3 separate regions of the Mus musculus genome follow, and regions 2 and 3 are each linked to region 1. Evidence: chromatin loops called from intact Hi-C (ENCODE). Cell type or tissue: gastrocnemius. All regions are shown on one strand. Links, peaks and the distances in the headings refer to the core of each region. The heading gives the core; the rest is flanking DNA.

Evidence for each region. Peaks named below come from ENCODE experiments on the same cell type or tissue, not always from the same donor. Only the 100,000 strongest peaks of a DNase experiment are listed, where the experiment ranks them.
Region 2: it touches region 1 in a loop (8-fold over the local background); 39 of 42 quality-filtered maps call a loop at or near these places.
Region 3: a loop joins it to region 1, with 2.9 times the contacts of the local background. A loop is called at or near these places in 5 of 42 quality-filtered maps.

The regions. Positions count from the first base shown.
Region 1 is chr5:113,050,332-113,060,278 of GRCm38, reverse strand. Crybb2 (crystallin, beta B2) reads left to right here. Exons shown (of 7, transcript NM_007773.4): 7 at 1,761-2,021. The coding sequence ends at 1,929. Among named protein-coding and RNA genes, the nearest start is that of Gm22740, 11 kb to the right of the region's middle. In gastrocnemius, for the core only: a CTCF peak has its summit at 5,745 (motif pointing right); a DNase peak (open chromatin) is centred at 5,762.
Region 2 is chr5:112,866,186-112,876,132 of GRCm38, reverse strand. Myo18b (myosin XVIIIb) reads left to right here. Exons shown (of 44, transcript NM_028901.2): 4 at 807-2,240; 5 at 2,572-2,638; 6 at 3,637-3,749; 7 at 4,536-4,712; 8 at 7,741-7,939; 9 at 9,647-9,789. Among named protein-coding and RNA genes, the nearest start is that of Myo18b, 25 kb to the left of the region's middle. In gastrocnemius, for the core only: a CTCF peak has its summit at 5,164 (motif pointing left); DNase peaks (open chromatin) are centred at 4,862, 5,178 and 7,843; H3K27ac peaks cover 247 bases.
Region 3 is chr5:112,843,397-112,853,343 of GRCm38, reverse strand. Myo18b (myosin XVIIIb) reads left to right here. Exons shown (of 44, transcript NM_028901.2): 13 at 6,900-7,073. Among named protein-coding and RNA genes, the nearest start is that of Myo18b, 48 kb to the left of the region's middle. In gastrocnemius, for the core only: a CTCF peak has its summit at 4,276 (motif pointing left); DNase peaks (open chromatin) are centred at 1,573, 3,649 and 4,268; H3K27ac peaks cover 369 bases.

The DNA of each region.
Region 1 (9,947 bases), core at 872-8,871:
ACCAGACATGCTTTTCTATTGGGAGAAGCACAGCTCAATGGCTGTCTCCATAGCAGTGTGATGGCAGTGTGGTAAGGGTAAGGATTCATTCGGAGGGCTTTGCAGTTAAGAGTGCTTGCTGCATGAGCAGGGTTACTTGAGTTAGAATTCCCACATTGTGTAAAAGTCCAAGTGTGTTTGCAGGCCAGGTGTGGCTGCACATGTACACACCTGTCACCCTGGCACTGTGGAAGATGGGGACAAGAGATGGCTGTGATTTGCTGTATACCGGGTTAGCTCCAGATTGAGTGAGAGACCCTGTGTCAAGGGAATGAAGCAGACAGTGACAGAGCGGGACAGCTGATGTCCTTCTCTATGGCTCTAAGAGCATACAGGTGTGCCCCTATCCCTGTATGCTCAACACACACACACACACACACACACACACACACACACACACACACACACACACCACAGCAGTCTGTCAAGGTTGGATACATACCTCAAGTCAAGTTCACAGACACAGAGGGACAATACACATACTCCTGAGGGCTGACTTTCTTTTTTCAGGGTAGAAAAGGCAGTTTATTAAGGAAGAGCAGGGCACCCTGAAACTGGGAGTGGGCTGGGGGTGGGTGGGTGGGTGGTGGGGTCTGGTCATTCCTGGATCATCATACATCCCCATGCATTCAGAGAGAGTGACAAGTCTCTGTGTGTGGGCTCTGATTCATGCAGCCTATGCTCTCAGAGTCCCTAGCCCGCTGCCCACCTTTCTTCCATACATCACTCTTAGTGCTTCTATGTCCTGCCTTCTGGTTACCACCACCTCTGAGGTCCCAGAAGTCGTTTGGGAGAATGGAGAGCAATGATCAGTCTTTTTGGAATAGGATTCCCTAACTAGTAGCAGCCCGTAATCAGCCCTACTGGCAGTTTGCACCACAGGAATTGGGGGATGCTTCCAATCATGGTGTTGGACCCCAGCAGAGCTGCCTTGAACATGTGCCCTGGCTTCCTAGGGTTTCTCAGGCCCCTTCGGTATAAATCTCTCTGTACACCTAGGCATCGCCCTCGGCTGCTTTAATTTGCCCATCGCTGCCAAGTGTCTTACACTGTGTAGGTACTCTATATTTGAAAGGAGACGGGGGTCTAGCTCTTGCCTTGTGTCCTCCAGAGGGACAGCTGTCAATCAATTGTTAAGACTCCACACAAACCTAAGGGGCTTCCCTCAGACTCTTGAGCTGAGATCCAAAGGCAGAGTTGGAATTGCAGGGCAGAGAGGGCCCAAAAGTCACCCAAAGAAAGCTGTGGTGAGAGGAAGCCTTTGGGAGCCATCCTGTTCTCTGTGGTGGTATGTGGCCATGTGGCTATGACAGAGCACACGACTGCAGGGCAGGGATGAAAGTGTCCAGAGTCTGTCCGGCAGGACCCTCTGCCTGGGCTGGAGACAGTTGTCATTTTCATCAAGAGGTCGAGGGTTACTGATAGCCTGCCTGGTCAAGGCTCTGAATGTGGGTGGGTGGTAGAGGATCCCTTCTATCTCCTCCTCTCCTTGAGCCTTGTTGCTGGGCATGGGGTTAAGACAGGATGTCCTGAGGCGGCATAGGAGCCCATGTGATTTTAAGCCTTTGTGGAATATCCAGTGTGTGTGGGAGGTAGTGAGCTCCCCATCAGGGGAAGGAAGCAAGCAGGGGCATCCTGGTCTCACCTACCTCTTCTGATGTCAGGACACTCCAGCTGGCTTCTTTTGACCTCACCATGTCTTCCCGTACCTCTGCCTGCAGGTGGGTGGGGTACCAGTACCCTGGCTACCGTGGGCTGCAGTACCTGCTGGAGAAGGGGGATTACAAGGACAACAGCGACTTCGGGGCCCCTCACCCCCAGGTGCAGTCTGTGCGTCGCATCCGTGACATGCAGTGGCACCAGCGAGGTGCCTTCCACCCCTCCAGCTAGAGCCCTGACCCTCCCCTTCCCCAGGGTCCAGGCCCGCCACCTCGGAGCCTCCTGACACCCAGAGTGAAGAATAAAGTGTGGCTTGCAACTTGTTTGCTGTATGTCTTTTATCCATGGCGTGCCTGGGGCACATGTGTGTGCATGTGATCATGTGATGTGTGCATATGTGTGTGTGTGTGTGTGTGTGTGTGTGAGAGAGAGAGAGAGAGAGAGCATGTATGTGCATGTGGGGGGGAGAGAGGAGGAGGCAAGGGGAGGGGAGGGGAGGGAGAAAGGAAGAGAGGAGGGAAAGGGGAGGAGGAGAGGGAGAGGGAGGGTGGAATTGAGGAGGGGGAGGGAGAGGGGAAGGGGAGGGATATGGAGAGGGAGAGAGAGGGAGAGGGAGGGGGAGAGGTAGGAGGAGGGGGAGAGGGAGGGGAAGAGGGAGGGGAGGGGGAGAGGGAGATGGGCAGTTAGCAGGCATCTGGACTGAGGTCTGTAAGAAGAGCCCATTGAAACTTACATCTCTGCCACTCCATAGCCATGTGTCTGAGAATACACCAGTAATGGCTCCCTGAGCTGTTGTTTATTTGATTTACCTTGCAAGTAGCCAGTGTGGCTGATGTTGTGGGCCCCATACAACATGCTGCAGAACAACTCAGGGGTAAGTGACAGGTGCCTCCTGCCACCCTGGCTCTGTCATCACCACAGATGGGGCAGCTGCTTTTTGGGTTGTTCTGTATCTACCAGAGGATCCAAGGCCCTGTTGTGTCCACCACTTCTCAGTACGCATGTGCCCAGGTTTACTGCTCCCTGCTCTTCCTGGGGTGGTTTGGTTTGTCCTGTGACTAGGCTAGGAGATCACAACCCAGGAGGAGGGAGGCTGCTCACCCCAGGGAACCTCTGAGAACCATGCTGTTCTCATGAGGGGTGAGCAGGGACGGAAACATCAGACATGTGTGGGTGGTAACTGGATTCGTCCCTTCTGTGGCTTATGGTATAAGGTGGATGCTGGGGTCTAATTCTCCTCACCTCCCTTCTGATAGCTCTGAATATCATTTAAAAATTTAGCATACTCGAGCCTCAAGCTCCACCCACCCTCCCACCCCCCTCCGCACTGCCATGGTTTGCACAGCTCTTAAGAGAGTCTCCTTAACCCCAGGACACATATCCAACACCTCTGAGTGTTTCAGAGCTTTGCTCTCGGATCTTGCTTTTTCTAAAGTTGATTTCTGTGTTGAATGTGGTAAGACCCAGTTTCTCCTTTTTTTTTTAATTTTCACTCTTGGCAGCTGCTGGCCTGCAGGGCACTGAAGAACCCTACACGGGGTCTGTTCATGGGCTGTCTGCTCTGCCCCTGTCATCTATGTCTTCTGACCCTGTTGTTATCAAACCTCTACTTTGTAGGCGGGGTGACAACCTCCAAGGGTTTAGTCTGCAAGAAAGCTTGGACACTCTTGTTCATCTAAAGGTTCTTTAGAGGCCCCCCTCCCTCCTCCCAACATGGGAAAATGGGAAACTGAGGGGGTATATCAGTCTGTGCCCTGTTACTGTAACAAAATACCAGAGGCTGGCTACTTGCAAAGCAAGAGGTTGGTTCCACAGGCTGGCAGCCACCTCTGGACAAAAAAAGTCCCTTTTGGAAGGGTGAAAGGGTAGAACAATGAAGGGAACCAACTGTGGGCACAAGGGGCTGAGCTGACTCTGGTAAGGATGTCCCGCATGCCCACCTCTACAAGACCAGATTCATGACTTTCAAAGATGCAGTCCCAATGACTTTAGCCCCCTGTTCTAGATCTTGCCTCTTTAAAATGTTTAAGATTTATTATTTCCTGTTATTCATATGAGTGTTTTATCTGCATGTACACATATGCACCTCATGCATACTTGGTACTGGATTTCCCCCAAACTGGGATTATTATGGGTGGTTGGGGATCATTGTGTGGATGCTGAGAATCAAATCCAGGTCCTCTGCAAAAGTATCTGGTGCTTTTAGCCACTGAGCATCTCTCTAGCTCCACAGCCCCGAATCACCTCTCAGCACCACCACACAGTGTGTGTATGGCGGGAAAAGTGTCCACAATGTGTGTGTTTGTGTATGTGTGCGTGGGGGGGCTATTACTTACAGCAGCTGAGCTGTGGGAGGCCCACTTGACCCATAAGTGGACCAATATGTTACAACACAGTACAATATAATACAATGTTACAATACAGTACAATACAATGTTAATGGCTTCTTCTTCTGATTCTTGCTCATTCTTCAACCACCACTATCAAGGGTCTACTTTCTTCCTGGGACTAAACAAGATGGGGAGTTAAGCCCAGGTGATTATTATTGATCGAGTTGCCTCACTCATGACTTGCAAACCTGCCCCCAGGAGCTCAGAAGGCGGGGATGGGAGGGGGCAAGCATTCTTTGGATGCTGGTTGGAACAGATATAATGAAATGGTCCTAGAGTCGAGGCCCCTAATCCCACATGAGGTGTCCTTATGAGAAGGAGAAATAGACACAAACACACAGCCATGGAGAGTTATGTGGGATTGCTGGTCTCGCTGTCAACTTGATGGGACTCACCTGTGGGACATGCTCTGTGTGAGTCTTCGAGGGGATGGCCAGGAAGAGTAACCAAGGGTGATGCCCACCCTCAAGAAGCAGCACCTTCCAACGGAAGGCTTGGATATAAAGAAGTGTACTGATGGGGGGCAGGTGGGCCCACCTGCCTCCACTCCTGCCCGAGAGAGTGCGACCGCTGCTGTGGCTTGTCCTTCGTGGACACTAGCCTTCAGTGTCTTCAGCCTTGCTGTGTGGACTCGACACCAGCCCCCCCACAGAAACTTCTTGAAGAGCTATCCTGGGACTTCCTTGCATCTAGCTTCATTGACTGAAAGGCCCCTGGGTTCTCTGGATATTCACTGTGGGAGGAGCCATTGTTGGATGATCAAGCCCGGCTGAGCCAACGAAATAATTATCTTTTTTATTATGTATTTTACTACATCATTTCTTTATTGGTTCTGTCCCTCTAGGGAGCCCCAACACACCACACTAAGAACGGTATATTGCTTTCATCACCGGAGTAAGAACGTTGGAGGCAGCAGACTGGTGGAGCTGGCTCCCTGCAACCTGTGGGAGGAGCTGATCTGACAACACTTCAACCAAACAGGAACAACACCCACCTAGTTCTCTGTCCCAGACCCTCCCCCTCCCCTGCCCCAACTCACAGGATGGTGGCAAGAGAAAAGAGCCACCCCTAGGACAGATGAGGTCATCCTAAGTGTCGCAGTTTAAGTGGAGGTGTGGAGGTGTGGAATTTCCCAGGTGAAGTTGAGGTGATCCTTGGGGTGTTGGCATCCTCACTTCGTGGCGATGGCTTCCAGGAGCCAGTGCCCCAGGAGGAAGGTGCAGCTGAGTGACACTTTCTGAGTAGCTCCTCTTTCTCCCGAGGCATCCCAGGTCAGGTGGAGATGCTCAGGTTTGGGAGGAAGGGGCAAAGGTCTCACCAGTCAATGAGGCTATCTAGTGGTGGCCATCCTCAGAAAACAACCCCACCTTCCATTGAGACTCTGGAACATAGGGCGTGGCTTCCATAGGGTGGGACAGGGACTTGGTGTGTGAAATCCAGCAGGTCATAGGTTCTCTTGGGCCTGGATTCAAGGACTTGGTGGCTAGTCTTAGTCCCTGGCCCCCTTGGTCACTGTAGGGTGTTTTCTGTCCACCCCGCCCCCTTCTTTCATCCCCCACTTTTCCTGGAAGGCCACATACCGTCTCTCTGGCCTCCAAGGACCTATCAGCCCCTCTTCCCAGCCTTCGGGGAGCCATTTCCCGCACTGGCCACGAGGTGTCAGCAAAGTGCCATCCCCAGCATTCTGTCAGTCGCCGAGGTGAGCAGGGCCTCGCGTGCGCCCTGGCAATTGAATTGCTGGGAGGCTGAGCCCTCGGGGGTCCAACGCAGGAGCACTCGCAAGGACTCTGGAAATACAAGATGAGTGCAGGGAATGATCAGCATTTCGTCTCATGCTTCCAATCCCCGGCACAAAAGAACACAAACCACCACGGAGACAAAATAAATAAAACTGTTTTATTTTTGGCCTCATAGAGGCCAGGTCGCTTGGAGTCGCTCAGTTTCTTTTGGGTCTCTGCGCTGACCGCCTCGCGTGGGCACCCACGAGCCTTTCTGGTGCCTTCCGCACGAAGGACCCTGCGCATGTGTAAATCACAGCACCGACCAAGTCCCACGAAACTTCAGGAATCTTAAATTTGAATTTCAGTGGTGGAGCACGCCTTTAATCCCAGCTCTTGGGAGGCAGAGGCAGGTGGATTTCTGAGTTTGAGGCCAGCCTGGTCTACAGAGTGACTTCCAAGACAGCCAGGGCTACACAGAGAAACCCTGTCTCGAAAAAAACCAAAAAACCCGGATCTTTCTTAGGCCCTCCCAGCCCCCAAGCATTTAAAATATGAAAACATTGTGTAAAAGGATTTGTTGTGTGGCTGGGAACACACTGGCGCCATCCTAAATACCACATTCCCACATGGCAAGTGTTCCATGAAATTTTGTAGTCACGGAACAAAAGAAAGTCACAAATCAAGGCACTTTTAAAACACTAGAGGTGGCATCAGGTAAGAGGGTTACAGTAACGCAGAGACATCACAGCTACATCCCAGGTGCTGTCCGATAGCTTTCTCAGCCTGTTGGTTGGTGGACACTAGGGGTGTGTTCATACATTACAAAGGAAGTACCTAATGGTTGCAAAAGCAGCTGGATCAGGCACGGAAAAAGTCAATATATATCAAAGGGCCAAAGATACCCCAAGATCATTTGGCCCTGGACTTGGCAACATTTCAACCTGCCCATGTTGCTACATTTCTGATCAGCCACCTAGCCTTGGTAGACTTTCTATTGCTATGATAAACACCTCGAACTTAGGGAGGAAAGGGTTTATTTGGCTTACACTTCCCCATTGCTGTTCATCACTGAAGGAAGCCAAGACAGGAACTCAAGCAGGGCAGGAACCTGGACGCAGGAGCTGATGCAGAGGCCATGGAGGGATGCTGCTTATTGGCTTGCTCCCTGTGGCTTGCTTAGCCTGCTTTCTTAGAGAACCCAGAACCACCAGCTAGCTCAAAGATGGCTCTGCCCACAATGGGCTGGGCCCTCCCCCATCGAAAATATCCCACGTTTGCCTACAGTCTGATCCCATGGAGGCGTTTTCTCAACTGATGCTTCCTCCTCTCTGATGACTCTAGCTTGTGTCTAGTTGACACAAAACCAGCCAGTACACAGACAGCCTTTTTCCTCCAGTTCTCCTTCAGAACATAGATCAGGGTAGCTCTGCTGCAGGCCTCAGGTGATATTTGGTGACATTCTTAGCTCTTGGGTTGGCTAGTGACATGTTAACATCCTTCAAAAATGTTTCTCTTGGAAGTCAGACGTTCTGGCATCCCTCGCTCAGCCATCTTCCCCGCCCCTCTGTCTTTCCTTCCTCCAGCTCCAGATAGGGGCTTTCTATCTGCCCACATCGACCCTGATTCATCTACCCTCACCAGACCCCCACCATCAGCTCATCAGCCCCTCCCCCCGCAACTGTGTTGGCCCATAGCAGGCTTCCCTATTGGACTTTGAGCTTCACCTGGACAGAACCCTGGTTAGCTCACCCCAGGGTCCCCAGTGTGTCACACAGCCCCTGAGACAGAGCAGGTATGTGACAGCTCATAGCCGAGCAAACGTGTGAAGGCGTCCCCTCCTTACCTCCTTACCCCCAGATTTCAAGTGCAGATATTCTTGGTAGGAAGGAATCATTGGGGGCTCACAGTGGGGTGTGCCTTCACTTGTACCCCAGGGAACTCACTCCACCTTGGCTGGATGGGGTCCTAGGACCGCTGTGTCTCCTCTCGGTTTCTCTACCTTCCCACCGTCTCACTTGCACATGCGCTCATGGTGTGAAAGACAGATCCACCAGGAGCCAATGGCTTTTATTTGAAGTCTGTTCCACTTAGCAGCGGCCTTTGCCACTCCCGCAGGCTCCCATCAGGCACTGGAGAAGCCATCAGCACCTGGCTTATTTGCTTCCACACAACGGTGGATGCCTCACACCTGACACAGGAGCCACAGAGTGAGAGATGGAAGATTGCTCATTTCCCCAGCTGCCCGTGGGTTCTTTGCAGCCTCTGCCCCACGTTGCATCTCAGCCTCTCTGGCTGGACATTGGGTGGAGGGGATGGAGAGTGAGGATCAGAGCTTTTGGAGGTTTCTTGTAGAGATGTCGGTGGCCTGGCACAATGGTCCCAGGTTTTTAAAAAAACGCTGTCTCATTATTTCATTATTTTATGTGTATTCTTGTTCTTCATGTATGCTTGTGAGCCTTTGCATGCCTGATGCCCCCAGAGACCAGAAGAGAGCATCAGTCCCCGTCCCCCGCTCCCCGGACCTGGAGTTATAGATAGTTGTAAGCTACCATGTGGGTACTGGGACCAGACACCAGGTCCTCTACAGGAGCAGCTGGTGCCCTTAACCATTGGGCCATCTTTCTAAACCTACACAGGTGGTTTTGTAGCTTTTTGGCTAATTCCTTGGACCGTGTCCTTCTCCTTACTGAAGTGAAGTCTCAGTGAAGGCAGATGCCAGACCCAGTTCCCAGTTTGTTTAGTCCCCAAAGAGTAAACAAAAGGAGAGAGTAAAAAGAGAAAAAGAGAAGGAACTCTGTAGAGCTCTTTCACACACCATTCACACATGGCTGTTCACACACATACCCGTCCACACATGGGTACATGGGTGCTCATACACACACACACACACACATACACACACACACACACACACACACACACACATCCACATATGGTTGTTCACATGCACACACCCATCCACACGTGGCTGCACACACACATGCACACACACACACACACACACACACACACCATCCACATGTGGCTGCACACACACATGCACACACACATACACACACACACACACACACCATCCACATGTGGCTGCACACACACATGCACACACACACACACACACACACCATCCACATATGGCTGCTCACATGCACACACCATGTACATGTGGCTCCTCACACACATATACACACTCACAAACACACACACACACCATCCACATGTAGCTGCTCACATGTACATCCATTTACATATGGCTATTCATGTGCACACACCATTCATATGTGGCTGTATACACACACACACACACACACACACACACACACACCATCCTCAAGTGGCTGTTCACACACACATGTGCTTCCACACCTGCATCTAACCCCTAACTTACTTCTGTGTTTTCATCTACTCATTTGGACTCTCTCCACAGACTTTTGGCCATGGACCGGGTACTGTGGGAACTGGGCTGTGGAGGAAGAGCAGGCATCTTTGTCAGCCAGGGAGCATCTGTGAAGTAGCACGGACAGCCCATTTGGCCTCTCAACTGTTTCCACAGCATCGGTTGTTTTTAATGAAAAGAACTGGAGTTCAGCCTTGATTTATACAGGAAGTTGTTAGAAAACAACAGAGAAGAAAAGCAACACACACACACACACACACACACACACACACACACACACACACACAGCTCTGGGAAGGTGCCAGGGGGACGGAGACGTCCACCTTTTCCAGGGAATGCACTGGTGAGCTCTGGACAAATTCAGAGTGAGGTGTCCCCTGGTGCCACGGCCTTGAGGACAGTGCATGTGGATGCTATGGGATGTCGAGGCTGGCCTCCACTGTGTGAGAAATGTGAACAGACTTCACCCTGTGTCTGGGACACTAGGGTGCAGGGTGAGACCTCTGAGGGCTTGTGTGGGAGGTGAGAGAGCTTCCTATGTGAGGATGCTCTGTGGTCCTCTCTTTTACATGCGCTGATGAGTCAGAGTGTATTATTCTGCTTTCTGCTTGAGATATTTTGTTTACAGAGTTCCCACAGATACTGTGTTCTGTTGTAACCAGTTTTGCTGGTTCAGAGAAATGTGTGTGTGTGTGTGTGTGTGTGTGTGTGTAACTGTCACACAAAACCAGGCTCAGATGTGAT
Region 2 (9,947 bases), core at 1,045-9,044, 180 kb after region 1:
CTGGAGGGTTGAGATGTGTTTTAGTCAGGGTTTCTATTCCTGGGCAAACATCACGACCAAGAAGCAAGTTGGGGAGGAAAGGGTTTACTCAGCTTACACTTTCCACATTGCTGTTCATCACCAAGGAAGTCAGGACTGGGATTCAAGTAGGTCAGGAACAGGAGCTGATGCAGAGGCCATGGAGGGATGTTACTTACTGGTTTGTTTCCCCTGGCTTGCTCAGCCTGCTTTCTTAAGGAACCCAAGGCTACCAGCCTAGGGATGGCACCACCCACAGTGGGCCCTCCCACCCACTAATTGAAGAAATGCCTTACTGTTGGATCTCATGGAAGTACCTCTTTAAGGGAGGTTCATTTCTCTGTGATAACTCCAGCTTGTGTCAAGTTGACACAGAAAACCAGCCAGTTACAAGATGGAAATATAACAGATATATCTACAGCAGCTACTGAGGACTGACCGTGTGCTGGGCCACCACCAGTCTTTATATCCACCCTGCATGGCAGGTCTTTATGATCCTTGTGTTATTGTCAAGAAATTGGCTCAGAGAGGAGGAGAAGGAGGTTACCCAACACCACACAGTGAAAAGAGGCAGAGTGGCATTAAACTCCCTTTTGTTGGATTCCCGAGTCTACCTTCCTCCCCCTGATTCTGTGGACCCTCAGCCGCTATCTAGGCTGAACCTCACTGTCAGGCACAGATTCTGAGGATGTCAGAAGGGCTTGGGTTTCTTTGTGTGGGTGAAACTGGGAATGATTGGCTGTTGGTCAGTCATGCAGCAACTAAGCACATTATGGTCTCTTTCCTAGATCCCAGCAGTTCCAACTAACCAAACCAACAAGACCAACAATGTCCCCAAGCCTGGAAGCCAGCAGACTTCCCAGGACAGCTCATCCACCACTCAGAACAGCGCAGACATTCCAGGAAAGGAGCCCCCGGGGGCTGGTGACAAGGACTCCACACCTGTGACCAGCACTAGTGGGGAGAGACCTCAGGAGTCAGGTCCCACAGGAACACCCGCCAAAAGGACACTGCCCTTCAAGAGGGGCGTGAGGAGGGGCGATGTGCTGCTGATGGTGGCCAAGCTGGATCCAGAGTTGGCCAAGGCAGATCAGAAGGTCCAACCTCGTGATGTCCCCGTGGACAAGACCCCAGCTCCAGCCAAAGATTCTGGAGGGACAAAGAAAGGGGTGACCACGGGGACTTCCTCTGCCCCCCAGCCTTCTATGCCTGAGAAGACTAGGACTAGGGGAGTTGGAGATACAGGCCAAAGCACAAAGGGTGGGAAATGTCAGGGCACAGAGGGAAAGGGGAGCCGGGACCCCCAGACCATCGGGCAAAAAGAAGGTGAGTCTCAGAGCACAGAGGAGCAGGGGACCAGGTCCCAAGCTCAGGAGGCAGGAAACAAGGAGCAACTGGGAACAGCAGAGAAAGAAGGAGGGGGTCCCCCAAAGAAGATGGAAAAAGAGGATGAGCCCAAGGTTGCAGGGGCTGAAGTCAGACCTGTGGAACCCCCAGTCCCGCTAAGGAAGTGGGGAGGTTTCTTGGGTTGGAGAAGCAAGTGGGACAGTCCTCAGAGCAAGGACAGAGTAACAGAGTCACATCGTAAGGATGAGAAGACCGGCGACTTGCAAAGCCCAGCGGTAGACAGGAGCTGTGGGCAGCTAGCAGAACCCACAGGGCAGCCATCAGGGCCCACGGGGCAGCCATCAGGGCCCACGGGACAGCTATCAGAGTCCACGGGGCAGCCATCGGGGCCCACGGGGCAGCCAGCGGGACCCACGGGACAGCCAGCAGGGCCCACGGGGCAGCCAGCGGGGCCCACGGGACAGCCAGCAGGGCCCACGGGGCAGCAGCAGGAGGCTCCAGTGAAGATGGAAGGAAAGGTGGGGAGACCTCAGAAAAAGCTGGTGACACCAAGGAAACCCCGAGAGCTCCCTGGGGTGGCAGCGAAGACTCAGAATCCTGAGGAAAGCTGCAAGGCCCCGGATAGGATTCCTACAACGGGGATATCAGCAGAGGCTGCAAAGAGGGACGGCCAGCCAGAGAGCAGGGTGCAGGGAGCCGGGGAGCCCCGTGTGTGCACAGAGGAAGAAGTGGATGTGGTGAAGCCTCAGGCAGAAGGTCACGTAGAGTCCATTCCTGAGGTCGTCATGGAAAGGCTTTCTACGCTGAGGCCTATGGAGGAGAAGCAGATCCTGCAGGACCCGGATAGAGGGGGCCAGAGTGGAGACTCGGACCAGGTGATGGGCTGTGGACCCTAAGGATGGGATAGGGGAGGCTACGGGGTGGACATAGGGCTAGCCACAGCCCAGCACTCCCCAGGAGTGTACTCCCGAAGAGCTAGGTCCCTAGGCCCCACACGGCCCCTCCCCAGGCTAGATTTCGCCTATTACTACTTAGTGGTTACCGCGTCCCTTGTTACCCACAATTCTCTGTGCCGGCACCATGTGTAGATTCTCAGGCCGTGCCCTGGTGGCTTCTTGAAAGGTCCTGCGGGAGAGGTTAGGGGTCCCTACATCAACCCTGGGCTGGTGGTTTTTGCTGGTTAGGAGACCTTCTTTTTGCTCCCAGGCTTATGAGGATAGATGGTACGAGGCACAGAAAGTCTGGCTGGTGCAGAAGGACGGGTTCACGCTTGGTAAGTGGGCTCAGGCTGGCCTGGGGTTTGGGGAGGGGAGTCCCACTTGTTTCTCATGTCTTTCCCGCCACCAGCCAGTTTTACTTCATTCTCGAGGTAAGCAAGGAGGTAGGGGAGAGGCTGAGATGAGGATGGCACCAGTAGCTGCTATGGGGCAGAGAGTCCCCATCCCCAGTCCATTCTTGTTGGCCAGTGGAGACTGAAGGGCGTGTTCTGAGAAGTGATTCTGTGTTCCATTTGTACTGTTTGCCCATTATCATCCTGATCTGACCTAGGGGTGTGGAACAGGTCGGTGGACTTCACCCTCTGAGGGGCCTGCTCAGTGCTAACCTTTGTCTCAAAAGGGCTTGGAGCAGTGCTTCTCAACTTTCCTAATGCCCCGACCCTTTAACACCGTTCCCTGTGTTGTGGTGACCCCCCAACCATAAAGTTATTTTCATTGCAACTTCATAACTGTGATTTTGCAACTGTTACGAATAGTAACGTTCCCATGGTCTTAGGCAACCCCAGTGGAAAGGGTCATATGACCCACAGAGAACTACTGGCTTAGGGGTGGCAGTACAGGTTCTTTATGTGAATAGAACCTTTCAGCCTGTCCCAAGTTCAGTCTCCAGCTTCCTGGACTGTCTCAGAGACTCTACCCTTCCCTCCCTTCCTCTCCCTTCCCCTCTTCTCCCATTTCCTACCCTCCCTTCTCTTCCTTTCTTCTCCCCTCCCCTCTCTTGTCTTCCCCTCCTCCTTCTCTCCCTCCCCCTCCTCTCCCCTCCCTTCTCCTTTTCCCCTCCCCTCCCTTCCCTTCCCCTCCCCTCTCTTCTCCCCCTCTCCCCTTCACTCTCTCCCCTCCCTTCCCCTTCTCTCCTAACCCTCCTCCCCTCCCTTCCCCTCCCCTCCCCTCCTCTCCCTCCCCTCCCTTTCTATTCCCTCCTCTCCTTTCCCCTCCCTGCCCCTGCCCTCCTACCCACCTTTCTTTCCCCTCCTGTCTCTGGCTGTCCATGCAGCAACGGTGCTTAAACCAGATGAGGGAACAGCTGACCCGCCTGCTGGAAGGGTGCGGCTCTGCATCGATGCAGACAGGACTGTCATCGAAGTGGATGAGGAGCAGGTCCACCCGGTGAGTGTCCCCTCCTCCCCACCACTGCTCTGTCCTCTCTGTCCCCACCCCCCATGGTACTCAGGGCTCTGCTGATGGGGCTCCATCATGGGATCGTTCACTGTATCTTTTAGCTCTTTGTGAAGACAAGCCTGCTGGCTCCTGTTGCCGTGGCTCTGACTGATCTGAGCAGGAGATTACTTTTCATTTTGTGAAAACCTTTCCATAGACGTGTTTCTGTTTTCACCCTGGGAGCTAGGGAACTCAGCTAAATGGGCAGGTTGCCATTGAAGCATAGATTCCAATGGTGCATATTTTGGGCATCAACCTTTCCCTTAGGGGGCTGTGCATACCTCTAAGGGACCAAGGCACAGTGAGCTTTGGTAAAGGAGGTGGTTGGCCACTGGCTTCCACCCCTGGGTGTCACAGGGCACGTCGAGTGTTCCTCTCCAGGACTTAAAAAGCAGATGATGTGAAGAGGCATGTACCCTCAGCAAGCCAAGCATGGTACACTTGGGGTTTTACTTGACCTGTCTTGGAGACAGCAGCCTCACAGAGCAGTGCACCCAGGATGTGGAGACAAAGCAAAGGAGATAGACAGGCCAAGGAGAGAGCCTGTCACTTCCCTTTGTGCACTGGTCTTTGTCACATGCCCTTTACATGACAAGACCAAGCAGTGTGTGGGGCACATGTATGCATGAGGGTGTGTATGCAAGCATTTGTCCATGCACATATCTGTGTATGTGTGCTGGTGCTGGTGGGGTAGGGGCCAAGGAATCCAGAGGAGATCCTTTGTGAGTTCTTTAGGCCAACCCCTCTGAGCTGGACCAAGCTGAGGACCTGGCTTCTCTGGTCAGCGTCAACGAGTCAAGCGTCATGAACACGCTTCTACAGCGCTACCGGGCTCAGCTGCCATACACCTGCTCGGGGCCTGATCTGATCACCCTGCAGCCACAGACGACCACAGTGCCCTCTTCAGGGAAGGTGAGGTGGGGCAATGGTCGGGGGCAGAGACAAGTGGAAGGCCCCTCGCCTGGGTATTATAGGGGAGAACTGACTGTCAGCACCCCGGAAACCCTCAGCTATGCTCATGATGGGAATCTTGGATTTGGCAAGCACCAGTGACCCCATGCTCCCTAGAGGGGGATGGTGAGCTCTGGTTCAAAGCCAAGGTGTGACACTTTAAACTAGCCATGACACCCACCTGGAAAGCCATTTCATGGACACGCAGAGGAGCTGGGACAAAGTTCAAGCTGCAGCTTCTCTGAGCTCCTAACGTTAGCTAGATTCTCTGAAGTCTCATACATCCACCTTCATGTGGAGATAGAAGCTCTGTTCACCCTGGTATTTATTTATTATCTCTTGAACGGAAGAAAGGGCATTTATGATTGGGATTAGTAATGAAAGCAAAGGTTCATGGCGCCACCTGGTGGAGAGTCATGGACTACACCGGTGTCCTCTGTCCCTCGAAGCTGTTTGCTGGTGACTAGTGGGCTCTGAGGAAACGCCAACCCTGCTGCCCTGTGGGCTTCCAGGGAGGGGAGACAGGAGAGGCCACTGATGGTAAAGCCCACGGTGGCTGAAATGGACTGGACACCTGTGGGCAAGGATGGGGCTGGAAGAAGCCAGTGGGGGCGGGGCACGTGTCACAGGTCCTGGGTGTGACTTGTGTAGGGACAGACTCACAGGACCCTGGGCTGCAGACAGATAGACAGGGGCATGGAGGAAAGTGCAGGCAGATGGGTAGATAGTCCCTAACAGTGGCCCTCATCTGTCACTTAGGGCTGTGAAGCCACACTGAGACCCATGGAGTAATGTCCACTCCGGGTCTCTCTTCTCAGACTGGGTATTGTAGATTGATCAAATGCACCTGCAAACACAGGCACAGGGAGGGCCCTGAGTGATGCCACCCTGGCTCTCCCTGTGAGGGCCACTGAGCTCTAATCTCCTTCCGTCTCCAAGTCTTCCTGCCTCTCAAGTCTCATAGGAAGCCATCTTGGCCCAGTCAGCTTCTGGTCCCCAAACAGCCATCTGACCCACATTGGCCTGGGACTAGGAACAGCTTGAGTATGGTCAGGACACAGTGAAGGACATGTCTCTTGGGGTTGGAACATGTTGAAGGGTCATATGAGCACACATGTGGATGTGGGGTGCAGCTGTGCACTCTGCAAAGAGGTCCAAGGCATCACTTGTAAGGCTGGGGGTGCCCACGGGTGTCAGGTCTGCAGCATCCGTTTTCTTCACAGCGTGGGCCAGGACACAAGTCTTCAGGGTAACTGCAGCTCCAGGCTCAGACCCTAGGATCTTTGGATGCTCCAGGCTCTGAGGCTACCTCCAGGAAGGCAGGCCTTGTCCCGTGGCTCCCACTTTAAGAGCTTACCTAGCACTGGTTCCAAGTGGTTTGGGATAAAAGGTGAGGTGAAGCCACTCTAGTCCTGGTTCCCCAAACTACAGGTCTGAGCTATGAGGAGGACCTTCTGGGTGTGTGTCCGGTTCCTCCCCGTCTTAGGGAGAAAAGGCAGGGCTAGGCTGGACCCCACAGCAACTATGAGGTCTAGTGGCCTTGGGTTTGCACTCCTGTCCTTTCTAGGATTCCCATACGCCTGGGCGTCCTTGACCTCTCTGTCTCCAAGGGTGTTTCTGTGTAGACTGTTAAGGTCACCTGACATGACCAAGGCCACTTGAGCAACCTCCTTCGTCTTAACCCTGGACACCATGGAAGATCTCCTTAGCCCCTTCTGGGCTCCAGGGCCACTCTTGTCTTCCTCTGGTCCTTTAACACCCAGGCTCCTCTGGGACTTTGGGAATGATTTATACACCAGAGAGAGCAAGTTGCTCACCCTTCCTTCCTTCCTCCCTCCCTCCTTTTCTTCCTCCCTCCCTCCCTCCCTCCCTCCCTTTCTTCCTCCCTCCTTCCCTCCCTTCCTTTCTGTCTCCCTTTCCCTCCCTCTCCCTGTCTCTGTCTTTCTGTCTGTATGTCTGTCTGTATATCTGTCTGTCTGTCTGTCTGTCTGTCTGTCTGTCTCAGGGTTAGGAGTATTGGATATGGAACCCAGGGTCTCTCACATACTAGGCAAGCACTGTACCACTGAGTCACATCCGGTGTGACCCTCTCTTTTAAAACTCTGAGATGGTCCCATTGGGTTGCCCAGGCTATGAACCCCTCTATCACCCAGACAGGCCCCAAGTTTGCAATTCTCCTGCCTCAGCCTCTTGAGGAGCTGCAATCACAGGCTTAGGCCTCCATATCCAGTTCTTTGTCTCTTTAAAACCCAGATTGAGGAAGCACGACTTGTACCCAGTTCAGTCCAGCTTTCTCTGGGACCCTTTCTTGTGACTGTGCGGTGTGCGGTGCTTGCCATGGGCCTGCACAGGATAGCCATCGCTTAGAGAGATGTCTGCTCTCTCTCTCTCTCTCTCTCTCTCTCTCTCTCTCTCTGTGTGTGTGTGTGTGTGTGTGTGTGTGTGATCAGTCTCACCCACTGACTTTCCTCAGAACTCCTAGATATGCTTTCTGTTATGCTCGGTGTGACCTGTGACGTAAGGATCTCTGTGACCACACCTTCCTTTCTCTTGGGCGTGTCCCTGGAGCAGTGTGTGGGCCATGTGATGTATGCACAGCTTTCTGTGGAGGAAGCTCCAGCCAGCACATTCAGCACCTGCTTGCATTGTCTGAGGGTTTTTGCTTACGACATGTCTTCATTGGAACCCAGCAGTGACTGCCCAGTCAGTTTCTTGGCCAGGGAGATGGCTCAGTTTGTTTTCACGGCAGACATCACTAATTGATAGCCATTCCCAGTTCCCATGTTCAATATTACTAATCAATTGTGCCAATTTCCCCGGCTACCTCATTGAAGGTGAATCGTACCCAATGATTTAACTAACCGAAGCAATGAACCCTTTCTGGTTGAGCCTTTAATGAGTATATCGGTCGCTCAGGACTTCTAGTGATCTAGCTGTAGATGACACTTGCAGGCTGGCCGGGAGGCTGACACCTGTCATCTTGTGGCAGGTACCCCGTGGTCGGCAGGATGGCTTGCCTGCCCACGTAACGTCCCTGGCCCAGCGTGCATACTGGGCACTGCTTAGCCAGCGGAGAGACCAGAGCATTGTGGCCCTGGGCCGGAGTGGAGCTGGGAAGACCACCTGCTGTGAGCAGGTTCTGGAACACCTGGTGGGTATGGCAGGCAGCGTGGACGGCAGGGTGTCAGGTATGGTGGCCCACAGGTGACAACTGGATGGGAACAGGGAGGGGAGATGTGGGGGTCCTGGGTGGCTGGGGGGGGGGGAGATCCTGGGTGGCTCTTCACTACTCCTGTCTAGCTGTCATTCACTAAGCACAGATAAGTAAGGGCCCTGTGTTGGCTACTGACCCAGAAAGCTAGTGCTCTTTTATATACCTCTGCCAGGATAACAGTGCATCTCTGTCATGACATTGGTAGCCTTTACAGTGGTCACACACTGGGACAGCACCTCTACCAGGATAACAATGCATCTCTCTCATGACACTGGTGGCCCTTACAGTGGTCACACACTGGGACAGTAGGAAGCAGAAGCTTGGCTGCCACCTGCTGGGAGCCATCCCATCAGACAGATGGAGGGTTTCTTGGGAGTGTGTGTCCTTGAACAGTCCACAGCCCACTCCGCTGTACAGAGAACCTGAGAAGCAAAGATGAAAGCAGAGCTGAGAGCCGGAGACAGAGCTACGGAAGGCTAGGATGCTCTAGAAAGTGCTCCTGTGCTGGCTGGGGGAGAGGCCGGGCAAGAACACAGGAGGGGTGTAGTGGGCCTTAAAGACCGTCCGTGAATAGCATGGATAATGATAACTGTGGTCACAGCCGTCGGTGTGGCCATCTCCAGGGACCCTGTACCGGACCCGCTTCTAAACAACCACAAGAGCTCTGTGGTTTGAATAGGACGGGGGTGGGGGAGGATAGCGATTATAGCAGGACACTGGTGGGATAGCGATTATGATTTGAGATTTATACATAAAGGCATTGAAAACTGGAGAGGTTTACTAGGGTTCTCAGTCACACTGTAATGTCTCCATGGAACCTTCATAGACATTTCTCTGCTCCTTTTCATCTTTCTCCTCCTCCACCCCCATACACACACACACACATACTGTTTATCTAGAAAGCATACGTGTGCACAGGTGTGTGCATGCATGTATACTCTAGATGAACATCATTTTCACACTCTCCAATAATAGAATCTGTCCATCCTGGGGACACTGTCCTCCGGGACTTACACAGCGCTGCACCAGACGGCACCGGCTATACCACCATTGCAGACCATGGGTGCTTTCTAAGCACTGAGCATTGTTAAGCTGATCAACCTTTCAGAACTCTGCCAGAAACACAGTTGCCACTCCAGGGAGGGTCCTCCTGAATTGTGAAGAAGATAACTGTCCCTTTGCAAAAGGCAGAGCCCCCTTGGGCTTCTCTTAGAGGCTATACCTGCTGTCCCCCCTTTCTGTGATCACTCTAAGCACAGGGCTGGGAGCTGGTTTAGACTCTCTCACAGACTGGTTCTGCTGTGTATGTGAATGTGGGAGACAGGATGTACCCAGAATGTGGGAGACAGGATGTACCCAGATGTCTCCAATGGCACACAGGGCTTGTGGGTGCTCAGAGAATATCTTTGGGGAGATCCCAGAACTTTCAAGCCCTCTCATGGCCTTCAAGTGTTAGGAGGATCACACACACACACACACATCACTCAGATCGTTTCTATTCTACTCATGACTTTGAGAGTCGGGGTTGAGGCAGCTGCTGGGACTCATGGAGTGACTGTAGTTCGAAGCTGAGCTGTTGCTCACCAGAGCTCCCACCTCAGAGAACAAAGACCAGGATGGATTTCGAGAACGGTAGCCTTGCTTAAGGCACAAGTGACACCTCCCCTCTGTCTCCTGACAGTGGAGAAGCTCCGGGCTACCTTCACTGTCCTCCGGGCCTTTGGCTGTGTGTCCACCGGCCACAGCCGCAGGGCCACCCGCTTTGCCATGGTGATGTCATTGGACTTCAATGCCACCGGCCGAGTCACAGCTGCTCAGCTCCAGGTGAGGCTTAGGGATGGGCACGGGCTCTTTAAGGTGTGGTGTCCCCAGCCTGTACCCACATTTCCAGTCAGGACCCTGGGGTGACAAGAGTGTTGGCACCCTGGAATGTTAAAAGCAGCTAGCATGGCGTGGCTCTGGGATGGGTAGGAGCAGAATCT
Region 3 (9,947 bases), core at 1,267-9,266, 210 kb after region 1:
GGCTTCTGGCCCAGCAGCTGTGCAGTAGGCCTATTCTGGGCCACAGGCGAGGATTTATTCTGCATTTTCTGAGCATATTGAATTCATTCATTAAGCTGGGATGGCTGTTCTGGGATGGAAACAATTAGAAGTTTCTGAAAAATGAACTCCCCGAAGTGGCTGGGGCTAGAAGGCAGAGCTCCCTGCAGCTCCAGGCCTCGGGGGTGAGTGGGGAGGTGGCAGCGTGAGGGCTCTGGGGTTCGGTGTGTCAGAGAAGGCTCTGTGCTTTTAGACTCTGTTTCTCTGAATAATAGTGGAAGCTGATGTCCCTTAGTGGTTGCCCGGTGGGAAGTGCTGCTTAAGCAATTTTACTCCCACGCAAAGTGCTGCTGATAGTACTGATGGTGGTGTTGATGGTTGTGAGGTGGTGCTGATGGTGGTAATCAGGGTCCTGGTGATGCTGATGGCAGTGATGGTTATGATAATGGTCATAACATTGATGCGGCTGATTAAGTAGTTTCTAACGGATGTATTGAGCGACCCAGGCGGCCTGCTGTTGCAAAGAGCATGTGGCTGTTGAAAGGTTGTAGTTTGATGTCCCTCCTGGTGTCCGTTTTTCTAGCAGAGTGGCCTGGGACAGGTCACTCAAGGCTCTGCTATTGGTCCGCTGTCATCCTCTATGACACCCTCTGGCTGACGACTCCCTGAGTCCCCTGTGAGGCTCTACCTCATGAGTCTGCCTTTACTCTTAAATGGCCAGTGTTCTGGAAAGCAGCCAACCCATTTTACAGATGAAAAGACCAAGGCCCAGTAAGAGATATTGTTTGAGATATCACAGCTAGGCTGAAACAGTCTTAGGACATCTGACCTCTGGCTCTTCCCACAATCTCCCTGTGGGAGCCATGAAGGGTCCCTGTCACCTATCGCCCCCTGGTTGTGTCATTTTGGGAGACCTCCCCAGGGACTATTCCTTCCTCTTGTGAATTCTCAGTGTACAGGGTACACTAGAGACCCTGAGAAATCCTACACCAAAGCAAGCCTGCTGGGGTCAGTCTGAAGTCACCCCACCTGCATTTCCCACGGGACTGTCACCTCCCAGAACAGCTTGTGTAACTCCGCAGCAGTTTCTAGATGGTTCTCTGTGCAGATGTGTGCACAGCAGAGATGATGCTGGTGCCTGCTTCCTCCAAGGCAGAGGGAGCCACGTGGGTGGGTAGGGCCATGTTGCCTGTGGGTGGAGCAGGAAGCTCTTTAAGAGTGGGGGAGGGGTCATTTCCCACGGTGCCTGTGATAGCCCTTCTAGATAGAGATGTTGTTCCCAGATGTTTCCTTGGTTGGCCTTTTGCTCCCGATCCCTCTTTTCTGAGGGTGGATGGTTCAGGTGAGGAGCAGGTCATGGCTTCGGTGTAGAGCTGGTGCCCACAGCCTTGCTACATCTCCACACACGCTCCCCTCTGATCTCTGCAGGCCTCATTTTGAGAAAGATGGCAATGGAGGGTTAGACAGTCAACCTCACTTCTCAGGGCATTGCCTGGCACCAGGTGGTGGTGGAGGTGGGATTTGAACTGGCCTGCTTTGTCTCCAGAGCCAACTCCTTCTTGTGGCAGAGCCACAGCCCTGGCTTATCTCCTCTCTGCAGGTGGCCTCCGTCTTCTCTGGGCTTCAGAATTGTAAATCTCTGTGTGAGGCAGTGGGAGCCAGATGCTCTGGCATTATAAATAAGTCCCATAATGTTGAGTAATTCAGGAACAGCTCAGCTATTGTTGGAAGGAGGAACAACTCGGTTATTAATAAATGCAGGAGGTCACGGTAATTGATAGCAATTGAACCCACGGTGCGCAGGGACAATAGCTGTGCCATTGTCAGCTTGTGTGCATGCTCTCTCCCTCCTCCCTCCTTCCTCTGTCATCCACTTCCTTCTCCCTCCTCCCTCCCCCACCTCCTTTGCTGCTTCCTTCCCTGTCTCCCTCCTCCTCCCCCTCCTCCCCCTCCTTCCCCTCCGTCCTTTCTTCTCTGTCCTCCTCCTCCCTCTTCCTCCTCCCTTCTCTGTCTTCCCTCTCACTCTCCCTTCTCCCTCCCTCCTCTGTCCCCCTCCCTCTCTCTCCTTCTTTCCTTCTCTGTCCTCACTCTCCCTCCTCCCCCCCCCTTCCCCTCTTCTCTCTCCTTCTCCCTTACAAACCTTGCCTCTGAGAGTAGATTTGAGTCCCAGACTCTGCAGCCTCAGGATCTGCGCTTACTCCTGCCCTTCTCCCTCTCAGTCCTCCTCTCAGTCCTCCTCTCATTACTGTGCTGCCTGCCTGGTAGCTCTGGAGACAGAGTAACCTTGGGGTCTCTTCCAACTCAACCAGAGTTTCCCAGAGAAGAGTCTAATGGGACCTGGGAAGTGTTGCAGGCTCTGTTAAGGCATCCTGAGGTTACTTTGGGCTAAACACACACACACACACACACACACACACACACACACACACACACCCGCCCCCCGCTGGAGACTCACAAAAGTGGCTTTGAAGGCCCTGAGAAGTCCCATAGAGATGACACTTACCCAGGCAGGGGTATGGTACAGGGATCGGTTTCCTCGGTGTGTGACCTGGGAAGAGACTTTGACTGCTTTCCCTCCATCTCTTTCCATCCTATATTTTGAAACAAGGCCTCTGGTTGAACTTGGGGCATTCTGATTTGGCTAAGCAAGCTACCGGCGCCTGTCTCTGCCTCTCCACGGCTGGGATTGCATGCCTGTGCTGATAAACCTGGCTTTTTCTCATAGGTGCTGGGGATACCATCTCATGCCCTCCCTTTACAGACTAGGCCATGTCTGAGCCTCTGTTTCCTCTAGTGTGTTAGATGAACTCTGGGGAGACAGACACCAACTCTGAGGCCAGCTTGCCCTGTTCCATGCCTCTGTTGCCACTGAGAATCACTGAGTCAGCTCTGCCCTGCCTAGGTGACTGATGGTTTGAGCCTGGCCTCACTCAGACAAATGCAGGTAGCCTCTGGGGGAAAAAACAAGATGACAGCAGGAGAGAAGGCAGCTTGCTGAGAGGTTGGCTTACTTTCTGGACCTTTTCCTAGGCTGCCATCATTTAAAGTGAAACCCAGCTAGACACTGTTGTCTGTGATCACAGGCAGGTGGCCTATCCTGAACCTGTCCTTGGCTAGCTGAGGGCAAGATGCTGAAGCAGGTGTTCCAGGACACGGGTACACATGAGACATGAGCCTAGAAGTGCCAGAAGGGCTTGCTGAGATCTGGGGAGCAGGAGTGGGGCTGCCTGCCCCCTGGCTACAGAGGGGTTTTGTTTTATACCAGAAACGAAAGAAATGGCTGCCAGTCCAATGTGCAGTGGGGAATGACCTCCGCACTCAGGGAGATGCCCCAGGCACAGCTTTGGGAACTCTAGCTGGTGCTGAGAAGAGCATCCAGCAAATGTGGGCAACCCTCTGCAGCAGGCTGGGGGCAGGGAGAGACACACCCTGTCCCTGTCAGAACTAGTCCAACCTCTCTCTTTGACAACCCCTTCCTGACCCTCTCTGTCCAGCTCCCTTCTGTTTTATCTTCAGCTTGATCTCCTGCTGTCCTGATGGTGGGCTGAGGGTCCAGATGGCTGGTTTCTTTGGGTAAAGCGACTCTCGTACATTCTCTTTTCCATGTCATTCTCTTTTTCAAGTGTTGGTGGGGAGGCAGGGGACAGAGTGGCCAGAGCTGGCTGTCAGCCATTCAGCTCATCCACTCCTGGACTCATTCCTCCCTGGGTGACTTATCAGGGGTCTGGTGACAGTAATGAACCCTCCGCATCCATGGAAGACAGAATAGCGGAGTCGCTGCCGCACAGGGTCTGGCCAGGACCCTGTTTGCTTTCTGTAGCATGCTGGGCAGGAAAATAGACTGTGTGTCTTGGTCACACTCTCCTGGAGGGTTTGTGAGCATCCCAGAAGTGTCCCTGGCACGTAAGCCCCACGCAAATCTCAATGGCTGTCATTACTTTTAACTGACGACCACACGGAGGTACATCCCTGTTTATCTAGATGCTGGGGCATGTTCCCCTACCCCAACCTCGGTGTGGGTCCTTCTGAGGAGCACAACAAAGTCCTTAGAGGGGGTTAGTAGAAGACGCTGGGATAACCCACGACCCCATTTCAGTAGAGAAGTAGCTTTAGTCAACTGAACCCCTAGAGGGGACGCTGGTTTCCAAAGCTAGCATTTTCCTGGTATAAGACCTTACAGCCATTTCCTGAAGCAGCTGACAGACCTGTAGCTGGGCCCCTGCACGGCCAGGGCCTGGCCAAGAGCGCCCCCTGGAGTTTATAGGTGGAGACACAGCGGCGACAGTGTACTGGGCATGCCTGCCTTCTCCACCCAGTCTTTGAGCCTAAAGGGATCTTTGGAACTCTCACGACATGCCAAAGGTCATAATTGTGCTTGAGTTGTGGTCATCCGCGAATGGCAGTGGTGGAAATTGTAATCTGAAGCTGTGATCTTAGCCAGGGCCTTCTTTCTCCCCCTCGGGTGGCTCTTCTGAGCCCTTGGCTTTCCTGGGGTGCCCGGAGCAGCTGCTCCTGTCTGAACCAAGGCAAAGGAGTCGAGTCTGGGTTCAACACCTGGGCTACTGGCCACGCCCCCAGCAGGCCTCCCGTAACTCCTCCCAGAAACCTCACCGCCAACCTCCTTCTCCTCAGCTTCACCAGACTCTGCAGGTCACTGCAGGGGATGGGGGTGGGGTGGGGTAGGGGGCAGAGACTCCAGGGCAGATGTGCACAGTGGTGTGGGGTGGGGTGGGGTGGGGGAGGGGGCGCGGAAGACAGCAGTGGGGAAGCCGGCTCTTGTTAGAGAGTTCCCAGGACCCTCCTGCCCCCTCCCCACTCCCGCCCCCACCCCCACCCCCACCCTAGGTCTGGTCTCATCCAGGGGTAAATGGACCATCCGGCTCCTCTCCAGTGCCTGCTCAGCTCCCTTTTTAAGAAAGAGAGAGCTGGCTTCAGCATCGCGGAGGTAACGGATCTAATTAGAATCTAATGGCCTGCTGGCGCCCGTGTCGCGTATGTGTTTCTACTTCTCTCTTGTGACAGGCGACAATGATTCTCATTGGAGATGGAGCACTAACGTCTCCCTTTACACATGTTTGTCTGAGAGAAATAGACGGCTCGGTTCACGTCAGGAACCGTGTACCCGGGTCCTAAGGATGTGCTAGGTGACATCTGAAGGATGGGGTGGGCTTCAGAGGTTGCGGGTTCTTCCACTCGGTGGCTCTGTGTTGTCCGGCGATCCTCTGAGTCCCTTTTGTCACCTCTAAGCGACAGCGACCACCCACGTTCACTGCTCTGGCACCCCAGAGGTGAAGGTGGTGATGGGGGGGGGGTGCGGGGGGAGACGAAGTTCAGGCTGGTTAGTCATGGGCAGAATCTCCCCCAGGGTTCCCATTTCTCCCCGAGACCGACTGTTCGATTGTTCAGTTGTCTACTTGGCCCACTGGGCCCTGCCAGCCTGTGGGGTAGCTGAGACTCTGTTTCAGAGAAAGAAACACATTTGCAAGGAGACAGAACTCTTGAAAGGAGCGCATTGTGATTTGTTTTAATTAGTCAGTTATTTGTATTTGGGTCACAACATCAGCCCACAGCTACTGTAGGGAATTTGGAAAATGTCAGCTCCTCGCCCTGTCGTGATCCCCGGCTGACTATGTTCCTGTTTGTCATGTAATTTAAAATAATTTGAAAACATCTATTTCTTTGCGTAGCATGCACAGACAACCTGCAGGACTTAGTCCCAGAATTCTGCCTTGAGGGTCCTGGGGATTGAACTCTGGTCTTTCAGACTTGGTGGCAAGCCCCTCACCTGCTGAGCCTTATCACCATCCCCTCCCTGCTCTCTCACTGTGACAGCATTTTAGAAATGACTTCACATCCTCTTGTGGGACGGTTCCTTGTCACTTTTACTTAAGCTTTTGCTTGTAAGCATGCTCCGAGCTCCACGAGGTCAGGTGGTTTTAAGTGGCCTCCACTTGGCTGCCCTCCTCCCTGCTGTGCTCCTCATTTCTGTCCCAGGGCCTCTCTACCAACTCCTAGTCTCTAGGTTCCTTCCTGGTCACAGCTGAGCCCACTGTCATATCCTCCCAGGGTCCCTCTGAGCAGCACATGCTAACACAACCACCATCTCTCTGTGCCCACACTAGTCTCTCCCTGCAGCGTGCACCACCTGAGATTATCTCACCGACTGTCTGTCTGCTTGCTTCTTTCTCAACCCCTTGCCTGGACTGTAAGCTGCAAGAGGGTCATCATTTGACGTGTGTGACTTGCTCTCACGTCAAAGGTTCTCAGTAAACATGGGCTGAGCATACGGGTGGCTGGTTGGATATGTGGCTGGGTAATTGGGGAAGTGGCTGTGTGGGTGAATGGGCAGGAAGGGGTCGAAAGGTAATGGGCATGCACATAAATAAATACATGGGTATGCACATAGATACATACATGGATGTGCACATAAATATATACATGGGTATGCACATAAATACATACATGGACATGCACATAAACACACAGGTGTGTACATAAATATATACATGGGCATGCACATAAGTAAACATGGACATACATATAAATAAATACATGGACATGCACATAAACAGACACATGGTGTGTACATAAATACATACATGGGCATGCACATAAGTAAATACATGGTTTGCATATAAATGTATACATGGACATGCACATAAGTAAATGCATGGGGGTGCACATAAATACATACATAGGTGGATATATCCCAAGTCTACCCTATCTCCATTTAATGTGTTTCTCTATGTTATCTTTAATGGCTTTAAAAAAAAAAAAGCAAAATGGGTGTGAAGAGGGGAGACTCCCTGAGGTGATCTCGGGCATGCAGCTACCCTGTGTCTGGCATCTCACCCCTCATCTCTTCCCCATCCTCTGTGCAGTGGGCCGGAAGCAGTTCATGCGGTTTGAGTGGGCCAACCACGCTGCTGAAGCCCTGGGCTGTGACTATGAGGAACTGAACACCGCCACCTTCAAGCACCACCTACGGCAGATTATCGAGCAGATGACGTCAGGGCCGCAGCGCCAGGGCCTACAGGACAATGAGGCCTGCTCAGGTATCGAGTCCTCAAGGCTACATTATGGGGGGCTGGATCTTGCAGTGGCTGCACTAGTAGCTGCACCTCATGCTTTCCCATGTTTTCTTATGTTCAGCAAGACTCCCTTTGAGTGTTCTGTGCACATGTGCAGGAAATCATTCCGCCCTGTCTGGTGTTTATGGTCAAATGGTTCACTCTGGTCAGGAACCAAGGAGGCCACTGAGCCCTGGGAGGATCCTCCACGCGGGGAGATGGGGCACTCAGGCAGCACCCAGGGCTTTGTGTTTGTGAGATTTTGACAGGCAGGGGAGGCAGACCTACCTGTGTGAGGGATGAGAGCAAGGCTGGTGTGCTGAGGACTGAGAGGGAGGTGGGGAGAAGATGGAGGGCACACAGAGAAGCTGAAGAGTGGCTTAAAGGGGCTGGGTGTGGCTTGCTTAGCTCACTGGGAGTGTCAAAAGCTGAGCAGCGACTAGGAGGAGAAGCTGAGAACCTGTAGAGATCACAGGCAAGGGCTGGGGCATGACTCAGTGGGGAGAGCTCCTGCCATGCAAGCATGGGAACCTGAGTTCGAATCCTTAGAACCCTCCTGAAAAATGGGCAGAGCAGTGCGGCCAGCACTGAGGAGGCAGGGGCTCACCTGGGAGCCACGGTGTGAGTTCTGGGCTCAGGGAGAGGCCTGTGTCAAAAAGTGAGGCACAAAGTGATGGAGTGAGGTGCCAGTGTCACCCTCTGGCATGCAAATACACACACACATACAAATATGCATATACACACAAACATGCACATATACACATGTACATACATATACACACATATGCACATACAAACAAATGTGCACATATACATGTATACACACAAACATGCAATACACACATGCACACACATGCTCATACACACAAACATGCAAACACATAAGTGTACAAATATACACATGCATACATGCATCTACATGTACTCACACACATGCACATAAACATGTTTATACACACATGTATACATACTCACTCACAAACACACACATACACACATCTATTTGCACTCACACACATGCACATACACACATGCACACACTCATACATAAATATTCACATACACACAAACATGCACATACACATGTACACACATGCACATACACAAAAACATACACACACATGTATGCACACATGTACACACACACACTCTTGTGCACACATACCTGTATGTGTGCATGTATGTACACACCTATATAAACATGTAACCTCCAACACATACAGACACATGCACGCAATACTCTCACATATTTGTATATGCAGGCACACACTTACATGAACATGTAACACTACCCCATCACACAGACATACACAGCCACTAGATGAGAGGCGACACACTGGACCAGAAACATGGCAGTGGGAGTGGGATGGGGTGGCAAATGCTGGGTCTAGGGTAGACACTGAGGTGACACAGAAATCCCAAGGGGCATCTTGGATTGGGCATAAGCAGCTGGTGAGAGGTCTGTACTCACCAGAGCGAGTCTGCTGGGCCCTGAGGCTGTGCCTGCAGAATATGGAGGCAATCAGAGCCCTAGGACCCAGGGAAGCCTGCAAACTCTCTGTAAGCAGTCCTTTGTCAGACACCAGGGATTGTGATGATAATAGGGGTCTGTTTGACCTAGCTCTAGGGTACAAACTTCTTGACCCTGGGGGGTCCCTGGAGCAGTCTACCGTCCGCTAAGATGGATGCCTCTTCTGTTTCATGAATACAAACATACATGTGTGCATAAATACATATATGGATATGTATATAAATATATACATGGGCATGCACATAAATACACAGGCATGCACATGAATATATACATGGATGTGTACATAAATATATGCATGGGCATGCACATAAATACATACACAGGTGTGTACATAAATACATGGGCATGCACATAAATGCATACATGGATACTGTGCTCTGCTGTCTCCTCTCATTTGTAGCATACCACACACATGAACTGCATGTTTGTGTATGCACACACACACACAGATGCTTGCCTATAGCACGAGTGGAAAAGACAGGTGCAAAGTACACACTCAAGACAGACAGACAAGCAACACTTCTTGAGTCTGAGTTGGTCTGTCCAGCAAAGGTCTCAGAGACAGACATTAAGCAGACAGGGGACTTGTGTGCCTCAGATCAATACTCTGAGGCCGTGGGTTGCCTAGCAACAGCCCAGGGTGGGGATGGAGATAAAGGAGGGATAGGGAAGGCTTGAGAGCAGCAGTGGGCAGGCTGTCAAGAATGTGCAAGCAGAAGTATTTGTCTTGAGGGGCAATGGATTCTAATTCTGTGAAGGGAACTGGATGGGAGGTCAAGAGCTGTGATTGGCTGCTCTCTGCTGCACAGCCTCATCAAGACCAGCTGCTTTAGTGAAACGTGTTTGTGACCCTGTGCTCAGTCACATCTGAGGCCTGCTAGGCTTTCCAGTCCTCTAGCACTGGGGAGGAGCCCTCTGCTGCTGTCTGCTACTGTTCTGTGCCTGACTTGAGCCTCTGCATGGATGGAGTCCCGGTTTCTGGCCATTCGCTCTGCCTGGATGGCCGAGTTATCACAACAAAGTGATTCTGGCCAATTTAAACAATCAGAGGACATTGTGAAGCCAGGCTGCTCTGTTTCTCAGAATCTCTCATCTGAGTAAAATCTTAGGAGTGAAGCGATGGAGTCTAAGGATGAACCTGTGCCTGCTTGTAGAGAAAAAAGACAAATGAACTCGCTTCCATGCTGTGCCCCATACTCAGATGGTTCCTTACTTCAGGGCACACCCAGCCTCTTAATGGAGACATAGATTAAAATAATATGGAACATGGATGTTTGTACCTTGACCTTAAACTATGGGCACATTATTTGAGCGCAGAGTGAGTG